Linked DNA regions of Homo sapiens: all the other regions are linked to region 2. The links are chromatin loops, found by intact Hi-C in ENCODE. Cell type or tissue: mammary epithelial cell. All regions are shown on one strand. Links, peaks and the distances in the headings refer to the core of each region. The heading gives the core; the rest is flanking DNA.

The links. Peaks named below come from ENCODE experiments on the same cell type or tissue, not always from the same donor. Only the 100,000 strongest peaks of a DNase experiment are listed, where the experiment ranks them.
Region 1: it touches region 2 in a loop (4-fold over the local background); 2 of 110 quality-filtered maps call a loop at or near these places.
Region 3: a loop joins it to region 2, with 9 times the contacts of the local background. A loop is called at or near these places in 3 of 110 quality-filtered maps.

The regions. Positions count from the first base shown.
Region 1 is chr9:132,627,719-132,635,631 of GRCh38, reverse strand. It overlaps DDX31 (DEAD-box helicase 31), which reads left to right. Exons shown (of 20, transcript NM_022779.9): 15 at 3,541-3,591; 16 at 5,229-5,368. Among named protein-coding and RNA genes, the nearest start is that of DDX31, 38 kb to the left of the region's middle. In mammary epithelial cell, for the core only: a CTCF peak has its summit at 4,276; DNase peaks (open chromatin) are centred at 4,061 and 4,601; H3K27ac peaks cover 2,676 bases.
Region 2 is chr9:132,402,432-132,410,344 of GRCh38, reverse strand. TTF1 (transcription termination factor 1) reads left to right here and starts at 3,505. Exons shown (of 11, transcript NM_007344.4): 1 at 3,505-3,555; 2 at 7,517-7,913. The coding sequence starts at 7,524. CFAP77 (cilia and flagella associated protein 77) reads right to left here and starts at 134. Exons shown (of 6, transcript NM_001282957.2): 1 at 1-134. The coding sequence starts at 73. In mammary epithelial cell, for the core only: no CTCF peak of the experiment used is centred there; a DNase peak (open chromatin) is centred at 3,494; H3K4me3 peaks cover 1,388 bases; H3K27ac peaks cover 944 bases.
Region 3 is chr9:131,751,810-131,759,722 of GRCh38, reverse strand. No RefSeq gene overlaps it. Among named protein-coding and RNA genes, the nearest start is that of RAPGEF1, 16 kb to the right of the region's middle. RefSeq lists an enhancer at 4,021-4,628. In mammary epithelial cell, for the core only: a CTCF peak has its summit at 3,934 (motif pointing left); a DNase peak (open chromatin) is centred at 3,942.

The DNA.
Region 1 (7,913 bases), core at 1,195-6,194, 230 kb before region 2:
ATTATTGTTTTTCAAAAAAGCTATGTACAGGCCAGGCACGGTGGCTCACACCTGTAATCCTAGCACTTTGGGAGGCCGAGGCGGGCAGATCATGACGTCCAGGAGATCAAGACCACTGCACTCCAGCCTGGGCGACAGAGCGAGACTCCATCTCAAAAAAAAAAAAAAAAAAAAAAGCTATGTACATATGAATCCTTTGTGATACTTAACAGTAGGTTGGGGGTGGGCTGTTTTTACAAAAGTATCCCAGAGCTGTGAAATGGATGGAAGGAATGATAGACTTAAAGAGTCATCAAGGTAACAGTACAGACAAGGGCCATCAGTAAATGCTAAAAGCCTTGGGTGAAAGGTTTTAGGAAACAGGACCATGCTATTCGCATGGTCTCAAAGTGTAACTCCCCAGCTACTTACTCATTACGAAGGAGAAAGTCACCTTCTCAACAGAGGGACCCATACAGGACAGACTGCCCCAGTGTGTTTCCCGACATGGAACCATGGGAAGCACACACCACCCTGAGGTTGTTTGTGCCAGAAAGCCTAACCGCAACCTTACCATGAGGAAGCAGTTAGACAAATCCAGTTGTCCGATGTCCTCAGGAACATTTTGATGTTCTTAAAAAATGACAGACATCGAAAAACTAAGTAAGTCAATCAAAGGCAGGGGTGTGGTTCCAAACTAAGGAAGTCTACAGAGACACAACGGAGTGCGTGACCTACCATCTGATCCTAGTTTAGGAAAGAAAAACAACTGTAAGAGGCATCTTAAGGCGTGGTGGCTCTTGCCTGTAATCCCAACGCTTTGGGAGGCTGGGATGGGGGGATCGCTTGAGCCCAGGAGTTTAAGACCAGCCTGGGCAGAAAGAGTCTAGATTAGCTGGGTGTGGCGGAACTTACCTCTGGTCGTCCAGCTACTCAGGAGGTCGAGGCCAGAGCATCACTTGAACCCAGGAGGTTGAGGCTGCAGTGAGCAGTGATTGTGCCACTGCACTCCAGCCTGGGCAGCAGAATGAGACCCCATCTTTAAAAAAAAAAAAAAAAAAAAAAAACATCTTAGGTACAGTTGGAGAATTTGAATATGGACTGTTTATTAGAAAATGCTATTCAGCATTAAATTTCTGAGGTGTGATAATGGTGGTGTGGTTATGTAGATCAGTGTCCTTTTACTTAGGAGGTATGTGTTAAAGTATTTAGGGTTAAATTGTCATGATGTTTGCAACCTACTTTCAGATGGTTCAGAAAAATGTGCTTGCATATGTGTGTGTGTGCGTGGGCATGCGTAGATAGAACACAGATGGGCCAAAGACTGGTGGTGGCAGAATCTAGGTAAAGGAGTTACATCTGTATCTCCTTCATCTAGATTGTACTAGTCTTTTAACTTTTCTGTAGGTTTAAATTTTTCTAAATAAAAATTGTAGGGGAAATGATAAGAATTCATTGTTAAAGCCAAACACAAAGAGAAAAGTAAAAATCCCCCTAGATCCCTCTGTCCAGAGATAACCACAGTTGGTGGTTTTGTGAGCCTCTATCATGGTATTGGTTCTCCATCTGCCTATTTAATGTGTTTTGGGTGTCGTTACTCCTCCTTTATTTAACTTTTTTGTTGAAGAAACCAGATCATTTGTCTTTTAGAATACCCTACATTCAGGATTTGGCTAATTGTGTCCTCACGGTGTTCAACATGTTCCTCTTTCCCATACTTCCTGTAAACTAGTAGTTGGATCTAGAGACTTGATTAGATTTAGGTTCTAGGTTTCAGGTTTTATTTTGTTTGGCGAGAATATGTCATAAGTGATACTCTGTGTTTCCTATAGTGACAGCTGTTTATCTTTTTAAATTATGCCAATACACTTCGGTCTGAGTCAAAAGTATCAAAGTTCATTAAAGGAAGTGTAGCTTCCATCTTTATCCTGTCCTTCCTCTTCTTTTCCTCCCCTGGCGATAACTGTTTTTTTAAGCTTTGGGGGTTCTTCCCACCATTATTTCCTACTGAAATATGAGCAAATATGTTTGTATTTTCCCAACTTCTTACACAAGCATACTAGACACACTCAAAATATATCCTAGAGTCTCCATATCCGTATATAGAAATCTTTGTTCTTTTTATAGCTGTATAGTACTCTGTTATATGAGATATTGCTGTATTTTATTGAACCTGTCTTCTGCTGGTTGACAGTTTTTTTCTAGATCTACAAATTATATATAGTGCTGAAATGAATGGCCTCATGCCTATATCATTTTGTATTTTTGTCAGTGTATCTTTTTTTGTGTGGACTTTTAGAAGTGATACTGCTCTGGGTCAAGAGCAAATGCACATGTAATTTTGCTAGATACTACCCAATTCCCTGCCATAGGGATTCCCACCAGCAGCATATGAGGGACATGGGATCATTTTTGATGGTGGAATGCGGTATAATATAATATGGCCTTGAAAAAGCAAAGCAGACCTGGATTCGAGGATTATTTCCACTTCCCAGCTGTGTGTCCCCGAACAAAATACTTTATCTCTCTTAACTTTGGTTTTGTCATCTGTCAGATGGGGGTAATAGTTGTTTTGAGGATTAGTCAAGATAACGCAGGTAAAGGTCTCAGCGCAGTGTGTGGTGGGTAGTAAGTGTTCAGTAAATGTTGGCTGGGACACTCTTGTTACGACTGTTATTCTTGAAGAATGAATGCTGAGTACAGATGTATGCTAAAGTCAGGGAAATTCCCACTTTCTGGTCTGCTAGAATGGTGAGAGACTAGAGAGAGTAGAGAATTTTTGCTCTTTGGGTGGTGACTAGTTGAAAAGATACATAAAATTAAAAAATAAATCTCCATTGCTTTTATAGTTTTTCAGCTATCTAGCTAAATCTTTGAAGCGATTAATGGGCTTGGCCTGTATTCTAATCCAGCTACCTGAAGAGATGGGGGTAGGGGGTTACTAGATCCTTGCTGCTCTCTGAGGCCAGAAAGCAAAATCCTAAGTAAATACTTTGCACTTCACTCCCACAGCGAATGCCTTGAGGGGAGATGTTCCAGAACACACCTCAAGGCCAGCTTGTTAGGCGTTGCTCATGGTTGTGGGCGGGGGGTGATAATCCATGAATGTGTTCCTCAAGTGGTTTTTCAGATAAAATGTAAATCAATAAAACATGCTAGAAGAGTTCAGAGTTCTTTACATTACACAACTGATAATTACTGTTTAAGTTCCTAGGCTAACCTGTGGATTCTTTTAGCAAAGGGTGTTGTGACTCCCTCATCAATGGGTTCTGTAGAATTTGCCCCTAAATCAGAATTTTTAACCACAAGAGGACTGCAGTAGGTCCCTGAGCCCCCTGAAGTTGTATGCAGGACTGTGTGTGTGTGTGTGTGTGTGTGTGTGTGTGTGTGTGTGTGTGTGTGTGTGTGTGTACACGTACTGGGCATATACGTGTATGCCCGAATGTGCATGTACTGTGGGCGGGTGAACTCTCAGAGTTTGCATTAAATTATCAAACATATCCAGGACCCCAGAAAGGTTCAGAAACTCAGTGTTAAACCATATTCTTTTCTTTGTTAAAGGATGTTGCAGCTCGGGGCTTAGATCTCCCTCAAGTCACGTGGATTGTTCAGGTAATTTTTTAGTTGTTAAGGTGTAAGCTTTAGGCAGGAATATATGATCATGAGTAGATGCATTGGCTTTAAGTAGAATAATTATTATTATCCTCTTGGGTGTTGCCCTGGTAACCAGGCAGCAAACCAGCCTTATCTGTTCAATTCCCCTGACATCTTTCCTTAACCCAGCCCACCTCACCACTGCAGCAAAACAGCCAGAATGTGCGTTCACGAGAGGGAGGTGGCAGGCTCTCCTGCTTCTAGACTAATTCGTGTCACAAACCAAAATTTCAACAACCTGAAAATAATGGGAATTACCTCGGTCCCTGGGAGGCCTCATTGTGTCCAGAAGGAGATGGCTCAGCTGTCCGAGAGCCGTGTCCGTGTACGTTGACCTGCAGGGAGCAATTAAGTTCCTGACAGCATCTTACACATACCTCTAGCCTTAGACGCTTTGCCAGAGGGTACAGGTGTTAGCACTAGAGTCTGGTGGTTTTAGTTTTGTTTTTTCTTTTCATTAGTCTACAGAATGGTATTTTTAAGCCCTTTTGTGTCGGGGCTGGGGGACATGCCCTGTTGACGTGAGTCATGGTTTATTCACATTTTAGTGGGATTGCATGCCTGTCACTGGCCAGGATGTCTGATCTGCTCACTGCAGATGATCACTTTAGAACTGGAGGCATTGTGTCTTCTTTCCTGCTGGCCACAGAGTGAACTGAAGATAAGGCAATGACAATTTTAATGTATGGGAGGCCAGACATACAGAATTGATCATTTAGAGCTTATATTGTGAATATTGATTCATTTAATATGCCTAGCCTCCCATACATTATATTGACCTTGGCCCTCATCTCTCTGATATGTGTAGCATCAAAGGGAAAACATAGGGAAGAATGAGTGGATGGTCAATTAGCTTTAATGATGACAAAGTTATTGCCAAAGAAAACATACAATGCTTTGCATTATCCATTGTAATGAGTGATAGAGTCTGCTCTTTTCTCTGAGTTGGCAGTGCTCTCCGTGCAAGCAGAAGCATGTCCCTACCTGCAGGGAACCTGCCCCTCACCTGCCCGCATTCTGTAGAATGGCCGTCATTCTGAAGGACTGAGTGGGGCTGCTGCAGGCTGGTGGGGACCAGCTCCTGGGGCCTGCTCCTGGTGGCCTGGCATCAGAGGTAGACCCTGCCCACAGAGCAGGGAGCCCCTTCATCCTTACACCCTCCAGTGTCCTCTGGACACCTCACCCTGTGGCCTTGTCTACCAAGGAAGTAGGCCAAGGTCATGTGGTCATCCTGGAGAAATTTACCCCCACCTGCCTACATTTTCACCTCATCCAGTCACCACAGTGAAAAGATGCAAATAAGAAAATGAAGAGACCTGTGGAGAAGTAAAATTAAAAAGGAGATACTGGGATGAGAAGACGTCTCGTTTATCGGAAACTTGGCCACTGTTCACATTTGCTTGTCGGAGCCTTGTTATTTCCAATGAAGCCAGGAGTTTCAGGGTTGGGTGACTTCTCCTTGTGATTGTGTTAGGGTAACCATAGCACCAGGATTTAATTCTTGGGATACCTGGAGGCAGGTGAGGAGTATTGCACTTCCAATTAATGGCAGTCCCTTGATCTATGAATGCCTTCATTTTTGTTACCCTTTTTAGTACAACGCTCCATCTTCACCTGCAGAATACATCCACCGGATTGGAAGAACCGCCCGGATTGGCTGCCATGGGAGCAGCCTGCTCATTTTGGCTCCTTCGGAGGCAGAATATGTCAACTCGTTGGCTTCTCACAAAATCAAGTGAGTCAGAAACCTGAATGGGGTTTCGGCTGGTCTCACCTAATTAACTTTCTGTCGCTTTTTACAGTGAATGGGCCTTGTAAGCTGACGAAGAGCCATTAACCCTTGTGATCCCTAAATGAGTCCCAGAATAGCCAGTGGCAAAAACTAAAACCTTTAATATCCTCAGCACATGACAGTTTTCATTGCGTTGCCAGACTAAGTCATAGGACGATGTGTTGTACTTGGTTTTCTTTTAGAGAGCTGCGTTTCGTTTCTCCTGCTGCAAGATAAGTGTGCACCATCTTCGCAGCTTCTGAAAGGACTCTTATTCACAACTTTTATTTCTTGCAATTAATGGTTTGTATCTTCAAAGTTGATTTGTCTTTTAAAGAAATAATGCTTTTTACTCATCACACAATTTCCCTCCCCCAGGAAGATGAACCCAGGGGAAATGATTTTGAGGCAGTTGAAATCCACACTACACTCACAGCCAGGACATTCAGCTGCCATCTTGTGTGTCACAGTTCAGCACCTCATACCTCTGCGTAAAGCCCTGGATTCTAGACTTGGTGTGCCATGAGCACACAGCCCAGCTCGCTGTAAATGGGATAGTCTTATTTCTTTTTCCTTGCCCAGCCCTGTGTTTTATGTAAAACATCAAATAAAACTGCAACACTTTTCTCCCCTAAAGTACAGTGCTAGAAAAAAGCACTACGTTCTTCATTGGAATGAAAACATCCTAGCAGGCAGCCTGGGGGCCTGTTGTGGGGTGCAGCCCACTCAGTTGCAGGAGCCGTGTGTGGCTGTCCCCACCACACCTGCCCCGTCTCCCATCCGCAGAACTCTGCCTCTCATGCTAGTAAGACTTTTCAAAACTCTTTCAAGGTTGTTAGTGTGAACACTTACGGACTGAGGCTCATTCAGAAAACATGCTGTGTGTCCTTCAGTGTTGGGGGAGGCAGGAAACTACTCCTGGTTGTAATGTCAGGGGGCCAAAATAATAGTTTGGGTTTTCCTTTCTTCAGTGTGTTCTTTATCTTAACACAATCTGTCAGTTGAAAGAGTGGTTTTTATTTGTTAAGGAAGATGTGCATATTGTATCTTATTAGTGAAAGAAGTCTCATATAGATCAGTCAGTCACTTTTCACCCAGCGCTGCTTCTCCGGCTGAGTTCTGAGCTCCCTCAGCTGGAGGCTGGCTGGCCTCTCTTTGCTGCCCTTTCAGCATCGAGGCTGACACCCACCAGGGCGGGTGTACCAGGAACCCTGGGGAAGGTAAAATGCAAGCCCGCTGGCGCAGCCAGTTTCCTTTTCCTCCCTGACCCTGTTCTCACAGGCTGGGAGCCCGTCATAATGCTGCTGGTGGCTGCTTTTCTCTGTCATAGGAATTTGTGTACATGCAGAAAGCATCTTCAGAATTTTGTGTTGTAACCCCACAATAGAAAATGTAGTCACCACACCATAACAGCCTGTCAGTCGCTTCACACTTCTTTTCCTCTTCCTTCCATTCTAGAGCTACAAATTCCATTTTCCCATTCCTTCCTGGCCGCAGCTCTCTGGATGTTCCCCCATGCTCGTTCACTTTAACATGACCTCTTCCTAAGAAAAATGAGTGACAGCAGTTGCAGAGCCCAATGATAATTGTCTAATGCCAGAGTTAACAGCAGAGGTGCCTCTCTCTGCTCTCTTCATTTTTCTCTAATAACACATTCAAGTAGATTGCTATGAAGGGCTCAGATATAAAGCTAAAATTGAGAAGGGAAAACAGTGATTAGCAAAGGCACGAAGTATTAGGGAGTCAGGTATATTTTAAAGACATAACAAATACCATCATCTGCTGTGATGATCTTGTCTGGAAAAAATAGTGTGCCCGCATTTACGTGACTCCCTTTTTAATCCCGCATTAGAAAGGAGACAACTCAGTGATAACGCCACCTCTTCTGAAAGGAGGAAGTAGGTCTTTTGGGGAGGAACTCTGCAGGGTGGTGGAAGAGCATTTGCGTGAGGAGGGAGGGTCCTTGCATGAGCCCCACTTCACTGGCGTCGGCTCTGAAAACTCACTTGTGAGGGGCCTGGGCCTGGACTGCTGCTGCCTCGTGGGTGCACTGTAATCAACTTAAACAGACATCAGAATCTGGGTTATTACGTTGCAGTCATGCATTGTTCTTCCCAATTTCTGTTTGAGGAAAGGCCCTACATTGGCTGTATCTATACATGAACTGTTTCTTTGACTTAATGCAAAACAGCAACAACGACAACAACAAAACCCCTATTAACTAGTTGCAAAGTGCGCAGTGGGAAGAAGCAGACTGGAAAGTTTCTAGAATCCAAAAGGTCGACTCCTAAATATTTTTTGAGGAGGAAGCATGTGCATGTTTCGTGCCTGAGAACATGAGAGCCAGGCAGAGGGGCGTTGGGAGGGCTGAGGCACCACAGGGCAGATTGGAGAAGGCAGGCCGAGGCTCTCGGCAGCAAGGGCCAGCACGACAAATGGCTGCCCGCCTTCCTAGATCGAGCACTGCGGTGCTCGCCCTAGCAGTTGAATGGAGCAGACAGGGCAAGAG
Region 2 (7,913 bases), core at 1,419-6,418:
CCGTGCGGCGCACAGGCTGCTGCTGCTTCCTCCATCGCGTGAGGTCCGGGCCGGAGCTCCTGGCCTCTGGCATCCTTGAGGTCGCCGGGGAGCCGGCCCGCGGGCTGGTTTGGGCGCGCTTCCCCACGTCGGGCACAGCCTGGAGCTCCGAAGGGCCTGCCGGGCGGCCCGGGCCGCACCACCGGGATCCTGAGGGGGAAACTCAGATGCCAGGACCCCTCCGGAGCCAGGCGCGCCCCGCTCGCGCCGGCCCCTCATCGCAAAGAGCCCCGGAGCAATGCAGGAGCCCCGCGGGATCCTCAGGGCGTCTCCTGGGCCCCGCGTTGCAGACTGGGAGAGGAAAGAAAACCAAGACCACCCCTGGAGGACGAATGCAACGGCCCGTCTCCTTGGCGACGGGACGCCAACAGAGCCCGGCTCGGCTTGTACTTTTCTTTCAAGAAACTCTTGGTGGCTACCAGTGTGGACTTGTTTGGAGTTTTCCTGAATCGATACAGGAGAACCGAGAATCTCCAGTGGGTTGCGTTCAAAGCGGCGTGGCTCATAGAGGGTCATTTACATTTGTCTTCCAAGTCGAAGACTCCATCCTCTGCTCACCCCCATTCCACTCACAACCCCTCCCCACCTCTGCTCTTTGCGCCACACACACACCTGAGACAGAGCACTAAATGCATTCCAAGCCTGATGCTGATGCTGACCCACTGGGAGGACTCGGGCAAGTCACCCTCTTGGATCCTAAGGGCTTTTTTTCTTTTTTTCCTGTGAGATGGGTGACAAGGAAACGCTAGAGTTGGATTACATCAATGGTTCCCAAATTTAAGCAACAGAATGAAGGGAAATTGAAAAATACAGATTTGGGCTGGGCTTGGCTGCTCACCCATGTAATCCCATTGCTTTGGGAAGCCTAGGAGGGAGGATGGCCTGAGCCCAGGAGTTTGAGACCAGCATGGGCAACATGGTGAGGTCTCATCTCTACCAAAAATTAAAAAAATTACCCAGGTGTGCTGGCACACACCTGTGGTCCCAGCTATGGGGGAGGCTGAGGCAGGAGGATCACTTGAGGAGGTTGAGACTACAATGAGCCGTGTTTCGGCAACTACATTCCAGTCTGGATGACAGAATGAGACCATGTGCCAAAAAAAGAAAAACGAAGATTCACAGGACTCACCCCAGACTCACTAAATCAGAATATCTGGAAATGGCATCTGAGGCTCTCCTTTTTTTTTTTTTTTTAAGAGACGGAGTCTTGCTCTGATAATGACATGAGCCACCTCACCAGGCCAGATGCTGCATTTTTAAAAATCCCCTTACCCACCCACCCACAACTTGGTGAAAAAGTTCAAACCTACAGAAAAGTTGAAAGTCGAAAGAAGAATACAATGAAAATACATATAGGCTTCACCTAGATTCGGTTAGATTTTGAAGGGAAGGGGAGGGTTAAAGAAAGAGTGGCGGCTCTACAGCAAATTCAGGCTTTATGTCCAGCATGAGACCTACAGAGGTGGGAGACCAGCTTAATGCCAGTGCCTACCGCTGCTTACAGGCTGGAGAAATTATAGGCCTGGGCGGGGAGGGGCCCGGTGGGTATGGCCTGCTGCCCGGGAAGATGTTGATAAGGTATTCCCATGATGAGGCAGTTTGGCCCTTGTTCTGGTGGAACGTGATGTTCCTGTCACTTTCTCCCAGCAGAATATGATAAGAGGCAGGCTGTTTCTCACTGCCTGAACCCCCGTGGAATGTTTCACTTTAAGCAAGGTCTGCAAAATGGCAGGGGGCTTACAAAATGGTGCAGTTTGGACTAACAGATTCACCCGTCCCCAGCACTGGTCACATTTTCTTGCTCTCTCTCTGTGAGCATGCACATACACACATTACAGAATCACCTGAAAAATATCTGTCAACACCATATTTAACCCTAAGTACGTCATCATGTAGCAAGGACATTCCCATGTGTAACTACAATGTCATTATCATGTCCGAAGATTTTAATGTGATACAATAGTGTTTAATATAAAATCCATTGCAAAGTTGAGACTCTGCATTTGAAAAAAAAAAAAAAAAGCTTCCCAGGTGATTGGTGCAGTTGGAGGAGGATTGGAAACCACTATTGGAGTTTTCCTGAATCGATACTGGATGATATCTAATCTCTCCTCTAGTGCCAGCCTTTTGTGGGTTCATTCATGCATCACTAGCACCACAAGGCTCTGGGTAAGTGGGGTCACCACAGAACACGTGACACCAATGACGGACCTGGACTTCAAGGCCTTCCATATCAACAGTGGACAACACCACATTTACAGACTTCTCCAGACGGAGCTCCAACTGCACGTCCACATCCCAGAGCAGCCCTTGCATGGCAACATGAGTACATACATAGGCTCATCGTTTCTCCAACCTGCTTCCCTTCCAGACTTTCACGGAAGCATAGTTTGTGCATTTTTTAATCAAAGCCACTTGGCAGATCACATAGAAGTCAGGTGGAACAGTGAGGGGCAAGATAGTGGAGTAGTAGAAAGAGCATAGGTCTGATTTCTGGCTGGCCCATTTAAGTCACCTTGGACAAGTTACTGTAAACCCAGGTTTCTCATCCACAAGGTGGGGCTAATAATACCTCATTACAAGGATTAAGTGAGAAAACTTGTTGCCTATATCGTATATGTTCACTATCCAAAAAGGTTAAACGTTTGGTTGGTAAATATAATGGCCTCGAATTGATGGCCAGGTTAAAGCTGCCCTTTTGGCTAAGTCTCTTCAGGACTCTGTTGAAATGGGAAGACTGGGATAGATCTCCAAAGCTCCTGCTAACTCTAAACTTCTGAGACTTCATCCAAGCTTAACATCCATCAGCCTCTGCACCAGATAGCCCCTGCAGACCTCTGACTTCCTCTCCCACCCCCTCCCCTGCATTCACATGCATTCACTTAGGCTGGGCGTGTGCGACCTGTCTGTCACCCTGTGGGTTCACTGTGTGGATTCACTCTGTGCTCCAGCTGCTCTGGCCTTGTCCCAGGTCCTCCAGCAACCAAGTTCAGGACTTTTGCACTCACTTCCAGCCTGGAACACTCTTCTGCCTAGATTTTTTGCCTGCCCTTTCCATTTAGAACTCAGTTCAAATGTCACCTCCTCAGTGAGCCCTCTCTTACATCTAAAGTAGCACCCACCGTCCCCTAGTCACTCTCCATCACGTCACCCTGTTTTATTTTCCTTACAAGATAATCTGAAATTATCTTAGTTGATTTGTCATCTGTCTTCCCAAGTTGTTCCTGGAGTTCACCAAAAACTGGAATAAATGGAATGCACGCATGCATTAGTACGTCAATGGAGGGGGATTCTGTCCTACTTTCTTCGTTTCAGGAGCACTCTCTACCCCACCTGACGTCTAAAGGACCCAGAAGGAAAATGGGTAGGCAAATGTGCGCGCCTCCAAGGCCTAGCGGCAGCCGTGTTACCATGGCAGCGTGACGCCGAGGGGGCCGGAAGGCGACGCACTACTACTTCCGCTTCCTCAACAGCAGCACTTCCGGGTTGGGAGAAAGGTGGCGGCGCTTTCGGAGGGTAAGTTGAAAGCGCCTTTGTTGTTTCTGTTTTTCAAAATGCGCGCGTAAAAACTCAGCGTGGGGTGGTGGGTTTCCCCGTCTTCTGGGAGACCCGCCTTTTGGCCTGAGGTCTCCAGGCCGCGGTCTTTGCCCCAGGCCTTATCTCGGGGAAACTGAGGCTTGGGTGTTTTTTTTTTTTTTTTTTAAAGATGGAGTTTTGCTCTTGTCGCCCAGGCTGGAGTGCGGTGGCGCGATCTCGGCTCACTGCAACCTCCGCTTCCTGGGTTCAAGCGATTCTCCTGCCTCAGCCTCCCGAGTAGCTGGGATTATAGGCGCCCGCCACCAAGCCTAGCTAATTTTTGTATTTTTAGTAGAGACAGGGTTTCACCATGTTGGCCAGGCTGGTCTCGAACTCCTGACTTCAGGTGATCCACCCGCCTCGGCCTCTCAAAGTGCTGGGATGACAAGCGTGAGCCACCGCGCCCGGCCGCGGCTTGGGTCTTTGGGAGTGAGAAGATGCAGAATTCACATCTGGTTAGTTCCTCCAGTCTCAGCCCTGGAGCGCCCACCCGGGAGCAGAGCGGGGTCTCTCTCGCACCCCAAAGGCGGTGAGAGAATCCGGGACCAGGTTTGGGCACGTACCTGCAGAGCGGGAAGTGTATGTTCTGAGTAAGGGGGGATAAATGCATATCCGTTCTCAATATGTATCGAGCACTGACTGGGGAGCCATTTGGGAGCAAGATGGCCAGGATTCCAGCCCTCAAGAAGCCGATCATATTATAACTGCCAAAAGTGCAATGGGGAGCAGCTGGTTGTTGGGAAACACTGTTAACCAGAAAGATGAGACCGGCTAAGGAGTTAGAGAGGTCCTCTTGAGAAAGTGGCTTTCATACTTGGACCAGTTAAAGGGCAGAAAGGTAATGCGGAGGAAGAGCTTTCCTGATGGAATGGGCTGTTTTTGCAAAGTTCCTGAGACGAAAAGGAAGGTAGTGTATTCTAGGAACTGAAAACAGCAGGGTTTCTGAAACCTAGAGAGAAGTGAGAGGTAGAGAGGTGGGCATGGACTTACCTCTGTCCATCTCTAGGCTAGATTATGAAGAAATGAAGACTCTTGCAGGTCTGTGAGGATTTTGACTTTATCTTAAGAATAACAGGGGAACCCTAAAAAGTTTTTAGCAGGGAGAGACTATATATTTAGAAGGTTGTACTGGGCTCCAGAGACCAGAGAGCAGCCTAGGAAGTATTTACAAAAAAGAAGGAAAGGAACTGATGGAAGGGGAAATGTTATTTAAAGAAATCAAGGCCGGGCGCTGTGGCTTACGCCTGTAATCCCAGCGCTTTGAGAGGCCGAGGCAGGTGGGTCACCTGAGGTCAGGAGTTCAAGACCAGCCTGGCCAACATGGCGAAACCCCGTCTCTACTAAAAATACAAAGATTAGCCAGGCTTGGTGGCTTGCGCCTGTAATCCCAGCTACTACTCCGGAGGCTGAGGCAGGAGAATCGCTTGAACCCGGGAGGCGGAGGTTGCAGTGAGCCGAGATCGTGCCACTGCACTCCAGCCTGGGTGACAGAACGAGATTCTGTCTCCAAAAAAAGAAAAAGAAAAAAAGAAAAGAAAAGAAATCAGCCAGTGGGTGGCTCACGCCTGTAATCCCAGCACTTTGGGAGGCCGAGGCGGTTGGATCACAAGGTCAGGAGATCGAGACCATCCTGGCTAACACGGTGAAACTCCGTCTCTACTAAAAAATACAAAAAAATTAGCCTGGCGTCGTGGCGGGCACCTGTAGTCCCAGCTACTCGGGAGGCTGAGGCAGGAGAATGGCGTGAACCCGGGAGGCAGAGCTTGCAGTGAGCTGAGATCACGCCACTGCACTCCAGCCTGGGCGACAGAGCAAGACTCCGTCTCAAAAAAAAAAGAAAAAAAAGAAATAATCGGCTTTGCTCTGTTTGTGATTTATTAAGAGGTCCTAAAAGATGGGCCTGAAAAGTGTCTGTTGAAATTTGTGGCTTTAAGAACAAAGGCACTCTTGCTGGAACGGTCTCAGTGGAGTAGTGGGGTGGGAGCTACCAGGATGTGGGTTAATAAGTGGATGAAAGGTGAGGTAATGGAAAGAGTGATTTCTCTTTCAGGAAATGTTGCTGTGAAGGGGAAGAAAGAGAACAGCTGGATGAGACTTTAGGGTTAAACGACAGTTGCATTTTTTTTTTAAGTTAGAGGAGATTAAATATTGTTGGCATTTTGCTAGAAAACGCAGGCTGAAGATACAGGAGAGAGATGAGAGAGAAGATACGGAGAGACCACCATCTCTCTGAGAAGGCAGGAGAGGGTTGGGAGCCAGCACACATTTTCCTTCCTATAACGGAAGGAAATAGCCTTTGACAGAAGGGACACTTCCTTTGTTGCAGCGAGACAGAGAGAGAGAGGATGTGGCAGTGCAAGTAGGTGTGTTAGACTTGGGGGAGTAACATATTCCTTGTCTAATACAGCTGATATTTACTACCCCGGATAAATTAGGTAGCTTCTGTAGAAAATGTGCTTAGCATTGAGACTTTAAAGACCGCTGATATAGAGAGAGCTCCAGGATCTATGTTGTTAGGTGAAAATAGCAAATGCAGATCACAATATATAGATGTTAACCTTCTGTGTAAAAAAGGAGAGGAAATATGAAGATCATTTTTATTTTTGTACGACGTAAATGTGTCATTTAGCCAAAGATAAATCTAAAAAAATGAAACCCAGAAGCAATACAGAGCAAAGAGAACAATAAGACATGTTTGCAAAATTATATTTTTAATCATCTCTTTTGGAAAGTGCATTTATATTTCTGTATTTTAATTCCAAGTGCACACACCCTGTATGTGAGTATTAACGTTAGTGGCTTGTGAAATTTATTCCAGTGTATCGCAGAACGTCCGCTCTTTGTTGGACACTAACAAGGCATATCCAACTTCTTTCACAAAGAGGCCAACTTCTGGTTTGAGGTCAGTGGATACCTGATATCCCCACTGCGAAGCCCTTTTGTGGATCCTGCACTCGAATGGAGTCTAATGGCTTCTCCATGGTACAAACACAGAGGGGAACAAGACAGATAAACCATCTTTTTCTTCCTTGTTTTCTTTTTTCTTTGTCTTTTTTTTTTAAAGCAGAGAAGACAGCCTGTAAATGACTAAATAAATGTTTCTTTTTTAAATATGAAAGTATATTACTTGGGAATCAGGCCAAGCCCAAGGAATCAGGGAAAACTTTTTGAAGAACTGATCTTCAAACCAAGCTCTGAAGGATGGCAGGAGGCAAGGAGGGTGGGGAGGCTGTGGAGAGAATTTCATGGAGAGCTGGGGGGGAAAGGTTATGGCACGTTTGAGGAAGCAAAACAAGCTGCTTTTGGCTTAAACGCAGAGTTGGAAAGACGAGTTCAGAGGTGAGGCTGTGGGGGACAGGGGCCTTATGGTGCAAGGCACTGTTGTTCTCTGTTAACTCTTTTTTTCTCTATCATAAAGGCAGTGGGACCAGACAGAGAGAATTCCAGTGAGCCACCTGTGTATCTAGAATAATCTGAAATTTGTAATCATGACTACAGGCTTGTCATTTGTCATACAATTTCATTTTGCTGTGATTTTTTCCGCTGAGGCTATGTTTAAAATGCAAAAATAGGCCAGGCACGGTGGCTGACGCCTGTAATCCCAGCACTTTGGGAGGCTGGAGTGGGCGGATCATGAGGTCAGGAGATCGAGACCATCCTGGCTAACACAGTGAAACCCCATCTCTACTGAAAATACAAAAACAAAATTAGCTGGGCGTGCTGGTGGGTGCCTGTAGTCCCAGCTATTCGGGAGGCTGAGGCGGGAAAATGGCATGAGCCCAGGAGGCGGAGCTTGCAGTGAGCCGAGATCGCGCCACTGCACTCCAGCCTGGGCGACAGAGTGAGACTCCGTCTCAAAAAAAAAGCAAAAATAAACCATTGTTGTCACATTTCCATATAGGAATAAAATGGAAGGAGAATCAAGCAGATTTGAAATCCACACTCCAGTTTCTGACAAGAAAAAGAAAAAGTGTTCTATACATAAGGAAAGACCTCAGAAACATTCCCACGAAATTTTCAGAGACTCCTCCCTGGTGAATGAACAGTCTCAAATAACTAGGAGGAAAAAGAGGAAAAAAGATTTCCAGCATCTCATTTCTTCTCCTTTGAAAAAATCCAGAATCTGTGATGAGACTGCAAATGCCACTTCCACACTCAAAAAGAGAAAAAAGAGAAGATATAGTGCTTTGGAGGTGGACGAGGAAGCAGGTGTTACAGTTGTCCTTGTGGATAAAGAAAATATTAACAACACACCAAAGCATTTTAGAAAGGATGTTGATGTTGTTTGTGTTGATATG
Region 3 (7,913 bases), core at 1,195-6,194, 650 kb after region 2:
ATAATGCTGGTGAAGTACAGGTACAGAGAAGTCCCAGGCATACTGGCTTCTGCTCATTGTTTTCAAAACCCCAGAGGGTCCTCCTAGACCTCTTCCTTTTATGAAACACACTTAATTTCCTAGTTCGAAGCTACAGAATAGGATTGTAGCTTCCCCTTCCTCCCTTCTTTTTCCTTGTCTGTATTTTTGCATTTTTCTACAATAAATGTGTTATAACTTTTGTGATATGAAAAAAAGCAATAAGAGCTATTTTAATTAAAGGAAAAAAGCTGTGTGTGCAGATTCTGATTTGTGGAGTTTGCAGAAAGGCAGACTCTAAGAGCATTAAGGTTATTTGAGTCAGGGAAAGAGTTGGGGGTTTGGAGTCTTTTGGCCAAAACTGCCTCTGCCTGCTTCTCCTGTCTGGGAGGTAGCAGCCTTTTTATTGATACAAATGCAAGAGCAGCTGCCTCCATGAATCATCAGATTGCACCCTCCCTTAATTGCTTACTCAACTAAGTGCTTTGCAGACTTTCCCTTCTCAGCTTTGTAACAAGTTAGAAGTCAGGTACTACTATCAATTTCATTTAGAGGAGGAAGCAACTGAAGCATGGCGTGGTGCACGCCACACAGCTAGTAAATGTCTGGCTTATAGTGGCTTTGGTGACAGTGGCTTAGATGGCTGGCCCTGGGTGGCCGTCAGGAGCTCCACTGTCCAGTCCTGACCTTTCTCTTGCCTGGATGTTCTGCAGACCCCTACCTCTACCTGGCTCATCCTTCCTGGAAGCTGTAGTAGAAGCATATATTCCCTGTCTTACAAGGTCAATCACCATTATTATCCCCATTTTACACTCAAAAGCACAGGTTTAAGAGCATTTAAATAACTTGCCCAAAATCCCCTAACCCATAAGTGACAGTGCAGTGAGTTACAACCAGAACTTTCTGGTCCAGAACACAGCTCCCCACCATGGAGCTCATGCTCCGTCTGGCATTGACTGTTCAATTTTTTTCGTTCTAAGCTGGGCATGTTAGACTGTGAAAATCAACTTTTTTCCTCTCTAGGAAATAAGAGGTTACAGAGTTTATTTTTCAGAGCAGTGGAAGTGAAGATAGAAAGGATTTCAAGAAGGCTTCTTTTAGGTGAAGATTAAAGGAAATGTTATAACAAAACTAGGCATGGTTGATCTTGTAAAGTGTATGGCGTTTTCCTTTCACTGTTTAAAAAAAAAAGTCTATGCGATGAGGTGATGTATTTGCCTTTTAGAAATTCGATAAATACGGAAGCTATGCCTTTGTTTCCCATCCCGACTCCCTGGTTTGTGTGTAATACTACAGAGAAAGGTTTCTCCAAGATTTTTATTGGTGGTACCCTTTCTTAATTTAAAGTGTGGATTAGTGGGGAAGAAAAGTATTAATAGCTTGTTAGAGTCAGAAGATAAACCGCTCAGGCAAAGTGTAAATTGATACAATCTTTGTAGAGGACAATATGGCCACATGTATCAACATTTCAGCATTTCACACATACATATTTCTCCACCCAGAAATCTCACTTCTAGCAAAGATATATACAAGGATGCTCATAATAATACAGTTTGTAATGGTGAAAATTAGGAACAACCTAAACATCTAACAATATGGCATTGATCCAATAAAATATGGCACAGCCACCCAGAGAAATACAGCACAGCTTTTAGAAGCAAGGATGGAGAGACTGAGCACAGTGGTTGCTCCCAGGGAGGGGAAGAAATGTACTTTTCATCATCTAAATACTTTTGTGATTTTTTTAAAATAAGTTTTACTTTGAGATAATTGTAGATTCACATGCAGTTGTAAGAAATAATACAGAGAGATCTCTGGTACCCTTTACCCATTGATAGCAGCTTGCAAGACAATAGAAAGCTATCTCAACCAGGCTACTGACACTGATACAGTCAAGATCCAAAACATTCGATCATCACAACTATCCGCCCTGGTTTCCTTTTCTAGCCACCCCACTTCTCTCCCACTCCTGCCCCCTCTTTAGCTGCTGGCAACCACTAATCTGTTTCCCGTTTCTACAATTGTGTCATTTCAAGAATTATATATAAATGGAAAAATACAATATATTACCTTTACAGGATGACTCTTCTCACTCAGTATAATTCTCTGAAGATTCATCAGATTGTTTCATGTATCAATAGATCATAGTTCGTTCCTTTTTATTGTTTTTTCTTTTTTTTTTTTTTTTTTTTTTTTTTTGAGACAGGATCTCACTCTGTCACCCAGGCTGAAGTGCAGTGGAGAGATCTCAGCTCACTGCAACCTCCGCCTCCTGGGCTCAGGTGATCTTCCCACCTCAATGTCCCGAGAGCTGGGACTACAGATGCATGCCATCACACCTGGCTAATCTTTTCTTTTTTCTTTTCTTTTTTTTTTTTTAGTAGAGACAGGATTTCACCATGTTGTCCAGGCTGGTCTTGAACTCTCCTGGGCTCAAGTGATCCACCTGCCTCAGCCTCCAGAGTGCTGGGATTACATGCATGAGCCACTTTATTGCATTCTTTTTGCATCATTGTCAACAAATTAGCTGGGCATACTCGTAGAGCTCTCTTTCTGGGTTCTCTATTCATGTGCATGTACTATCAAAAATTAATTTTAAAACTATATTGATGATATACAGCTATACTTATTAATATGAAAAAATGCCAACATATTGAGTAGAAAAAATATTACAAGAGGGTTATTTGGTATATTCTAATTTTTGTAAAACTTTTTTTTTTTTTTGAGATGGAGTCTCGCACTGTCATCTAGGCTGGAGTGCAGTGGCACGATCTCGGCTCACTAGAACCCCCACCTCCTGGGTTCAAGCAATTCTTCTGCTTCAGCCTCTCAAGTAGCTGGGATTACAGGTGTGTGCCATCACGCCTGGCTAGTTTTGTTTTTTGTATTTTTAGTAGAGATGGGGTTTCGCCATGTTGGCCAGGCTGGTCTCGAACTCCTGACCTCAGGTGATCCACCCTCCTCGGGCTCCCAAAGTGCTGGGATTACAGGCGTGAGCCCACCACGCCTGGCCAAACCTTTTTTTTTTTTTTTTTAAGAATGTGCCTTGTGCATATACATGGGGTCCACTCATAGCAAAGAACTTAAAATAGCATTTTACAAGCTGCAATCCCAGGGGTTCCCATGGAAGATTCTGAGGGGCTCACTGATTTGGGCAAAGCTGAACTCTGTGCCTTTACTTTGCTGATGTGTGATGCTCAATGAGAAGAATGCGGCTCTTCCCGGGATCTTTTGACTAAGGGATTCCCCACGTTTTCCCCCTAAGGAGCATTTCTCAGGGCTAGTGTTCCAGGGAGCGTACTCTGGGAAACTGGTCTGAAAGCCTCTCTGCCAAAATGTTAACAGTGGTTATCACAGAACTGTGGGATTCGGAGTGGTTTTTACTTTCTCCTTCTAACTTTTTCTGTTAACCGAAAAAAATCGATAACAATATTATTCAATACAAACACTAAAAAGCACCAGGTGCGATGGCCCATGCCTGTAATCCCAGCACTTTGGGAGGCCAACCCGGGTGGATGGCTTGAATCCAGGAGTTCGAGACCAGCCTGGGCAACATGCTGAAACCTTGTCTCTACAAAAAATACAAAAATTAGCCAGGTGTGGTGACATGCACCTGTAGACAGGAGGATCACTTGAGCCCCAGAGTTCGAGTCCAGCCTGGGCAATATAGGAAGACCCCATCTCTAAAAAACAAACAAAGAACTAACACAGTAACAAGTATTACTGTGACAAGGTGAGGGTGGTTGGGGGGGGGGGCGGCCACAAGGTGCCAGTGGCATAGGAGCAGGAAAAAAAGCCCAGGAAAGAATCTCCAGGAGGAAGGGAGAAGCAGAAAACACACAGCACCTGCAGTTCATTCACAGCAGCCGGAGCGAGGAGGTGGGGAGCCGAAAGCCACGCAGGGCTCCACAGCGCCACCATGTGACAGCAAAAGCTGACATCACAGCACTCAGTAAGACCTCACTGTACTGCAGCAGGGCCCTGGGGAGGAAGAGCTGGTCCTAATGCCACCCACATCGGGGCTGGTGGGTGAGGAAGAGGGGATGTGAAGTCACCTGTAAGGCTGGTGGTGGTTACATCCTGGAGACTTTGAAGAGTCGATTTTTTATTAAGTCCGCGTGTAGAAGAGACCTTGCTAGTTATATCCACAGACCACTCTTTTTTTTTTTTTTTTTTGAGACAGGGTCTTGCTGTCTCCCAGGCTGGAGGACAGTGGCACAATCATGGCTCATTGCAGCCTCGACTTCCTGGGCTCAGATGATCCTCCCACCACAGCTTCCCAAGTAGCTGGGACTACAGGCGCACGCCACAACACCTGGCTAGTTTTTTGTATTTTTAGTAGAAAAGGGGTTTCACCATGTTGCCCAGGCTGGTCTCGAACTCCTGGGCTCAAGCAATCCTCCCGCCTTGGCCTCCCAAAGTGCTGGGATTACAGGCGTGAGCCACTGTGCCCAGCCCACTCTCTTGTGAATTTCTCATTTATTTATTTATACCCTCCTTGTTCTGGGAGAAGACAAACAATTAAGCATGTCTCACAAGTGCTCATAAAAATAAGACAAGAGAGTATAAAATTAAAAGCAGTTGGCAGAAGAGAGAAGAACAAGGCTGGGTGCCAACCGGAGCCAGCAACCAGGCGTCTTCTCAGCCCCTCCTCGCTATCCAGGTGAGCAAGAGGCCTTGTTGTTCTGGAATTCCCAGTGGTGGGGGCAGGGGGAGGAACAAAGCAGGAGCTGGAGTCAGCAGGCAGCCCCCCGGCCAGGTGCGTCTAGAACAGGCTCTCACAAGCATGGAGAGAATGCATATTTAACACTGAAAAGTCCAGACGGCCCCAGGCTTCCATTGATGGCTCTCAGGCTGAGGAATCGCTGTTGAGACAGAGCTGAGATTTCCCAGCATTGAGATTTGTGTGATTTAAGGGACCAGGGTTCTGGGGGGAGGAGACATTGCAGAGGTAAAAAGCCAGTCCTCGGCCGGGTGTGGTGGCTCACGCCTGTTATCCCAGCACTTTGGGAGGCCGAGGTGGGAGGATCATGAGGTCAGGAATTTGAGACCAGGCTGGCCAACATGGTGAAACCCCGTCTCTACTAAAAATACAAAAAATTAGCCAGGTGTGGTGGCCGTTGCCTGTAATCCCAGCTACTTGGGAGGCTGAGGCAGGAGAATCACTTGAACCCAGGAGGCGGAGGTTGCAGTGAGCCAAGATCGCGCCACTGCACTCCAGCCTGGGTGACAGAGCGAGACTCCATCTCAAAGAACAAAACAAAACAAAAGCCAGTCCTCAGAAGTTGGCTTTCCCTCACATCCATTAGGATGGCTATTATAAAACAGCAGAAAATAGGCTGGGTGCAGTGGCTCACGCCTGTAATCCCAGAACTTCAGGAGGCTGAGGTGGGTAGATGACTGGAGGTCAGGAGTTTGAGACCAGCCTGGCCAACATGGTGAAACCCTGTCTCTCCTAAAAATACAAAAAATTAGCCGGGCGTAGGGGCCGTTGCCTGTAATCCCAGCTACTTGGGAGGCTGAGGCAGGAGAATCACTTGAACCCAGGAGGCGGAGGTTGCAGTGAGCCAAGATCGCACTGCTGCACTCCAGGCTGGGCGACAGTGCAAGACTCCATCTCAAAAAACACAAAACTAAACTAAACAAAACAAAACAAAACAAAACAAAAGCCAGTTCTCAGAAGTCGGCTTTCCCTCACATCCATTAGGATGGCTATTATAAAACAGCAGAAAATAGGCTGGGCGCGGTGGCTCACGCCTGTAATCCCAGCACTTCGGGAGGCTGAGGTGGGTAGATCACTGGAGGTCAGGAGCTTGAGACCAGTCTGGCCAATATGGTGAAACCCCATCCCTACTAAAAATGCAAAAAATAGCTGGGCGTGGTGGCACATGCCTGTAGTCCCAGCTACTCAGGAGGCTGAAGCAGGAAAATCATTCGAACCCAGGAGGCAAAGGTTGTAGTGAGCTGAGATCATGCCACTGCACTCCAGCCTGGGCAACAGGGCAAGACTCTGTCTCATAAAAAAAAAAAAAAAAAAGAAAAAAAAAAGAAAAGAAAGTGTTGATGAGGATGTGGAGAAAATGAAATCCTGATGCACTGTTGATGGAAATGTAAATTGATGCAGCCGCTGAGAAAACAGTACTGTGGTATCTGAAATAATTAAAAATAGAATAATCTGCCAGACGTGGTGGCTCATGCCTGTAATCTCATCACTCTGGGAGGCCAAGGTGGAAGGATCACCTGAGCCCAGGAGGCTGAGACCCAGCCTGGGCAACATACTCCAGCCCGGGCAACATAACGAAATTTTTAAATTTAAAAAATTTTAAAGTTAGCTGGGTGTAGTGGCACATGCCTATAGTCAGTCCTAGCTACTCAGGAGGCTGAGACAGGAGGATCGCTTGAGCCTAGAAGGTTGAGGTTACAGTGAGCCAGGATCATGCCACTGCATTCCAGCCTGAGCAACAGAGTGAGACCCTGCCTCAATACATTAATTAATTAAGGTCGGGCACAGTGGCTCACACCTGTAATCCCAGCCCTTTGGGAGGCTGAGGTGGGTGGACCACCTGAGGTCAGGAGTTCAAGACCAGCCTGACCAACATGGCGAAACCCCATCTCCACTCAATACAAAAAATTAGCCAGGTGTGGTGGTGCCTGTAATCCCAGCTACTTGGGAGGCCGAGGCAGGAAAATCGCTTGAACCCAGTTGGCGGAGGTTGCGGTGAGCTGAGATTGTGCCATTGCACTCCAGTCTGGGCAACAAGAGTGAAACTCCGTCTCAAAAAACAAATTAATTAATTAAAAATAGAATTATCATACGATCCAGTAATTCTACTTCTGTGTATATACCCAAAAGAATTGAAAGTAAAGTTTCAAAGAGATATTTATACACCCATATTCATAACAGCATTATTTACAGTAGCCAAAAGCCGAGTGTCCAAATAGATAAACAAAATGTGGTCCATTCATCCATACAAAGGAATATTATTCAGCCTTGAAAAGGGAGTGGCACTGTGACGCATGCTGCAGCACAGGAGAACCTTGAGGATGTGTGTTAAGTGAAATAAGCCAGTCACAAAAGGACAAATACTGGATGATTCCACTGATATGAGGTGCTAGAATAGTCAAATTGGTAGACACAGGATATAGAATGTAGGTTGCCAGGAGCTGGGGAAGGGGAAAATGGGGAGTCAGTGTTTCATGGGGACAGAGTTACAGTTTAAGATGATGAAAACATTCTGGAGATGGATGGTGGTGATGGTTGCATAACAATGTGAGTGTGCTTAATGCCACTGGAGGGCACACTTAAAAATGGCTAAGATAGCTGGGCCCAGCGGCACGTGTCTGTAATCCCAGCTATTCTGGAGGCTGAGCCAGGAGGATCACTTGAGCCCAGGAGTTTGAGGCTGCAGTGAACCATGATCACACCACTGGGTGACAGAGGGAGACCCTGCCTCTTCAAAAAAAACAAAGGGTTAAGATAGTAAATTTTACGTTATGTGTATTTTACCACAATGTAAATTTTTTTATTATTAAAAAAAGTAGTTGATTTTCAAAAGGATGCCTCAGCCAGGTGCAGTGGCTTACGCCTGTAATCCCAACACTCTGGGAGGCCTAGGTGGGTGGATCACAAGGTCAGGAGATTGAGACCATCCTGGCTAACATGGTGAAACCCCGTCTCTACTAAAAATACAAAAAATTAGCTGGGCGTGGTGGCAGGTGCCTGTAGTCTGAGCTACTCAGGAGGCTGAGGCAGGAGAATGGCATGAACCAGGGAGGTGGAGCGTGCAGTGAGCCGAGATCATGCCACTGCACTCCACTCCAGTCTGGGTGACAGAGCGAGATGCTGTCTCAAAAAAAAAAAAAAAAAAAGGACGCCTCATGCTGAGAACTGTGGG